Linked DNA regions of Homo sapiens: region 2 is linked to region 1. The links are chromatin loops, found by intact Hi-C in ENCODE. Cell type or tissue: CD4-positive, alpha-beta T cell. All regions are shown on one strand.

Region 1 (2,500 bases):
ATCAGGAGGCCCAGGCCCAAGGAGACTGTGGTTACCCTAACTGCTATGAAAATACGTAGAGTGAGGACTAAAAATAAAACCCTAAGCCCCCAGCAAGCTGAGTGGACTCCCTCTTGGCCAAGGGGGCCCCAGAGAAACCTTAAAGAAAATTCTGGGCCATAACGGGATGGGAGGTCTGTCTCATTATATAATACCTTCTCCCTTTTGCAGTTTAGACAAAACTGCCCGGCATTAATGTTATAATAGAGACCATAAGACTGACAGAACAAACTCATTATGGTACCAAATTATAAACAAGACCTAAGGCCATGGCAGGGAAGGGTTAAGTCATGCACCCAACATTTAAAGAATAAACTAGGTTCTAACTGCCAGAGGTTGTTCTCTCTAGCAGCTAAACCAGCATTGGCCTTGACATAAGCAATGTTGAACTAGTTGCAGCTCATCCACCACCAGACACTGACTAACTCACCCCCTTTCCACCAGCCATAACTACAGCTTTGATTGGACAAGAGACTGATTTCTGTAACTTTCTCCTGATAAGAGATCACAGGCCATGGACTGGTTCTGGCTGGTTTACAGAGGCCGACCACTTGGGTGTGTTGACGCCCTGCTTCACCTTTTGACATATAGGGCCTAATTATAATGCATTTAAATGTTACGTCTCCACCCCAAGGAGACCCTGGGATGTATATAACATGCATGTTTGCTTATCACACATGTGCAAGACCCCCTTTCATGAATATTCATGGCTCCTCCCATATCCTGTTGAATATGTATACCAGTTAAGCTGAAATTCCTGTCTTCTCCTTCCCTCCCTCCAAGTGCCTGCCTTTATGGCTTTGGCTGGAGGCTACACCTCCCAGCATATCGGAATGCCCACCTTATAGTCTGTAACCCTTTATAAGAAATAAAACTCTCCTGTCCAAAGTTATAGATTTCCTGATTTTTCCATTTACAATAGCAACTAAAAAGTTCAACCTGTTAATTTTATCAAATACTGACCAGCCCTGATTCCTGAATTGTGTTAACATAGTGATTCATTTGAAGTGAAAAAAGGCAAATTGTAACTAGTTCTCATATAAAGCAGTATGCATGTTATGTGCCTGTATTTGCCTAAAAATATATGTCTGTGTGGATAAGTCTAGATAACGAGATTATGGATAATGTTTACTTTCTTCATTTATATATGCTTGGAATTTTTTAAAGCTTGTTCATAATTCTTAAATGGCTTGGATTTCTTAAAACCTATGCATAAGTTTTAAGAGGGGAAAATACAGTGATTTTTGGTTGAAAATAAGAGCATCTTGATCTCTGTTAGTACCCTAGTTTAGCCACAAGATGGAGTAGTTTACAACCGAATAAGCAACTAGGCGCACAGAGACCAGGAGGAAGAGGATGCAATTCCTGCCCCACTCCTGGATTTAATCTAGTGATTCATGCGCATTTTAATGCCTCTTGAAAACATCAGGCATATTAATTATCCTTTCTAATCCATCTTTTGCAGATGAATCTCTAAATTCTGATTTTTTCTTATGCTTACATTGAGCCTATAATTATCTCGCCTATTGCATTGATTCCTTTCAATGAAAGAGGTAAATTATTAGAGAAGACTAGAAGCCAGAGCTAGGGTACTAGAAAAAAGCAGCAGCAGCTTTTTTCTTTCTTTCTTTCTTTCTTTGAGATGGGGTCTCATTCTGTCACTCAGACTGGAGTTCAGTGCTGCCATCACAGCTCACTGTAACCTCGGCTGCTGCTCCCAAGCGATCCTCCAACCTCAGCCTCCCAAGTAGCTGGGACCACAGACATGCACCACTACTTTCAGCTAATTTGTATTTTTTGTAGAGATGGGGTTTCGCCATGTTGCCCAGGCTGGTCTCGAACTCCTGAGCTCCAGTGATCCACCTGCCTTGGCCTCCCAAAGCGCTGGAATTACAGGCATGAGCTACTGCTCCCAGCCAACAGCAGCTTCTTCTAATGAAGGGAAATTCTTGCAGATGGGAGGCTGGGATCCACTTCTTCCACCCCATGTTGCTCTGTCCCTAGCATAGAATGGCTACCATTTGACTTTGAGTTGCCATTTCAAAATGCCTATTTGTATCAATGTTTTGAACCATTCATAAACTCTCTAAATGTTAGTGTACCCAAAAAAGATAAAAATAGAGATAATTTAACTCAAAATAGAAGAAAAATATTAAGAGGCTGAGGCTTAGGACTGCAGTCTATCCTAAGACTTGGGCGCGAGGAAGGTAGGGGTTCTATGACAAGCTGCTAGTGGGCTCCTCCAGGGACATGCCCCAGTAGAATGAAAGCTACGTACCCGTGTGCTGGATACAGGACTGGCAAGGACGGCTGTCTCTGCCCTGCCTGCCATTCGCAACCCATCCCGGCATGGCTCCTGGGCTGGGAATGTTGTTGAAGGTTTAGCGAGCATCTTTTCTATTAGAAGCATCCAAGCACACTTTGGACTGCGGGAAGGAGACACCCATTACCATCGACACTC
Region 2 (2,500 bases), 1.5 Mb after region 1:
TTCCCATCCCTGATGAGATGAGAAACTTGAGTGGCAGATTTGCTGGGAACCGGATCGCAGGGTTGCTTTTTAGCCACCCCTGTCTATCAATCTGCCTTTTCCCTCAGCATGTGCGCAGTAATTTATCCAGCTCTCCTTCACTACACTTTGTTTGGAGTGTGTGTGTGTGTGTGTGTGGGAGAGAGACAGAAAGACAGGGACAGAGAGAGAGACAGAAAGATAGAGACAGAGAGAGCTACAGAGAGTTAACTGAGATACAGAGACAGAGGTCAGAGACAGAGAGATAGGGAGATACAGAGACATAGAGACAGACAGAGATAGAGACAGAGATCAGAGACAGAGAGAGGCAGATAGACAGACAGAGATACAGAGACAGAGACAGAGAGAGACTGAAAGATAGACACCCGCCCCCCCACACACACAACGTATTTCTTCAATCAGTTTCATTTCCATACCATAGGTTTTATGCTTAGGGGAAATCTCATTTCTTCCAGATAACCCTGGGCTTTTCAAGCCTCTAGTCTAAATTGCTTCTGTGAGGATTCATTTATCTCTTTTTCCATAACCTGAGTTTTGAACTTCTTGTCCGTTTTCTCCTCCCAGTGCTTTCTTTTCCTTTTAGCCTGGGAATGGAGTTTTAAAGCTGAGAGTCTAGGTGGACCGCAGGGGAGTCCTGCACAGCACCGCCTCCACCCCACGCATGGCAGGGAGACCTCGCTCTCTCCGCGGGCCCTAGAGGTGCTGCGCTGCTCGCGGCCGGCAGGAGGAAGCGGGCCTCCCTGCTGTTGCCTAGGATATGTCCCGAGGTGCCTCCCATCGGACATCTTACGTGGGTGTTTTTGCTGATGCGTTTTTGAAGCTCAGTTAGGTCAAGGAAGTGCCTATCTGTGATTGAGCTTGGGAAGCACTCAGGACATATCTGGCATTTTTCTGGCTCATAACCAAACAAATCACAGCGCCCCTCCACCACAAAAAAAAAAAAAAAAAAAAGAAAAAAAAAAGAAACAAATGCCTTGGCTTGTATGTATGGAGTAAACGGACCAAAGTGGGGTCAGATATCTGCTTCTGTGAGTTCGTTCAAGTGGGGAGAATCCTCCTAACTGCAAGTGGGGCTTGAGCAGATGCCCGTGCCCGGCTGATTCTCCTACATGGAAAACTTCCAATTTCGCTCGGATTCAGGCTGCTTCTGGAGCTAGTCTCCCAGCTGGGGGAAGTGAGCGGATGCTGCCATCTAGAGTCAGGATGAGGTAAAGCGGCCAAACCCCTTGGGTTAGCGTTTTCTATTTCCTCTCGCTTTAGAATTCTCTCATTATTTGTTTTATATTCTTACATCGCATTGACAATACCCGGAGGAAAGAATTCCAGGCAATGATTCTGTCCTTAGCTGTCTGGTGGGATGCTATTTATTCACATATCTATAGACTCCCCATGTGTGCCTTGCACAGTGCCAAAATCTCTGAATTCAAGTAGACAATAAATATTCTTGTCAAATAATCTGTGCCCTAAGGTCACTTATTAAATCAGTTATTTAAAAGGAATGAGTTTATCTGTGAAACCAATTTTAGAAAGGATGATAGCTGGGTCATTGGTTACATGCATTTAAAATGCTTACGTATTTGACAAATTCCAAATTCCAAAGAGGCGGCGCCTGTTTACCTCTAACAGTGTGTAAGGGTACCTTTCCCTCCAACACTGCAAACATTGTGTATGGTCAAGCTGGTAAAACAATTTTTACTTGGATATGTGAAAAAGGATCTCTTATAATAACTAGTTCGTGAATTTTAAAATGTGAGGTTGAAATTGCTAAGAACTTATTTAAAGTCATCTATTTATGTATTTATCTATTTAGGATTGTGTCCTATCATGTCATTTGCTTTATTTTTATTAGGTTTTTGTTTTACTTTTTGCTATTGATTTGATACTTTTTTTATGTCATAAGGAAATTGGGTTTTCGTTAGATTCCTTGTAAACACAGTTTCTCCAGTTTTCACTTGACTTTTGCATTTGCCTATGTTTTGAAAATAATTTTGTCTTGAAGGCATTTTGAAATACTCTGGTTATGTCCATGCATCTTCTCCTTTATGGCTTTTGGCCTTGGGAGTACTGTTGATCTAGATAAAGAGATAAACAGAGTCCTGGCGCCTAGCTAGTGATAAATCATTTGCTGAATGATGAGTCCTTCCATGAAGCCTTTTTGTGATTGTGCTGATTTTGCATCCTTCAGATGATCAGTGCGGATACTTTCCCTGCCCACACTAGAAGACCATTGGCCATGCCCATGGCAAGGAATAGAGTGGAGGGAAGTCCCAGGGCGTCAGGCTCCGGCTCCACTTCTCTGCAATGCTCCTGGCAGGTCCTGCATGCCTCCTGTGACTGCTGTACCTCAGGTTCCCTCCTTTCCTGGTGTCAAAACTGTGGCCTCAGGTATGCACTCCCATCAAACATAGCACAATCCACAAAGAGGCTATGTCTTTCCATCAGTGCTTTTCAAGAATTAGGA

Evidence for each region. Hi-C counts contacts between places; a loop is a spot of excess contacts. Peaks named below come from ENCODE experiments on the same cell type or tissue, not always from the same donor. Only the 100,000 strongest peaks of a DNase experiment are listed, where the experiment ranks them.
Region 2: it touches region 1 in a loop (3-fold over the local background); 3 of 110 quality-filtered maps call a loop at or near these places.

The regions. Positions count from the first base shown.
Region 1 is chr2:105,113,341-105,115,840 of GRCh38, forward strand. No RefSeq gene overlaps it. Among named protein-coding and RNA genes, the nearest start is that of MRPS9-AS1, 12 kb to the left of the region's middle. In CD4-positive, alpha-beta T cell, a CTCF peak has its summit at 1,343 (motif pointing right); a DNase peak (open chromatin) is centred at 1,361.
Region 2 is chr2:106,581,514-106,584,013 of GRCh38, forward strand. No RefSeq gene overlaps it. Among named protein-coding and RNA genes, the nearest start is that of CD8B2, 95 kb to the left of the region's middle. In CD4-positive, alpha-beta T cell, CTCF peaks have their summits at 1,194 (motif pointing left) and 1,397; DNase peaks (open chromatin) are centred at 768 and 1,208; H3K4me3 peaks cover 1,047 bases; H3K27me3 peaks cover 547 bases.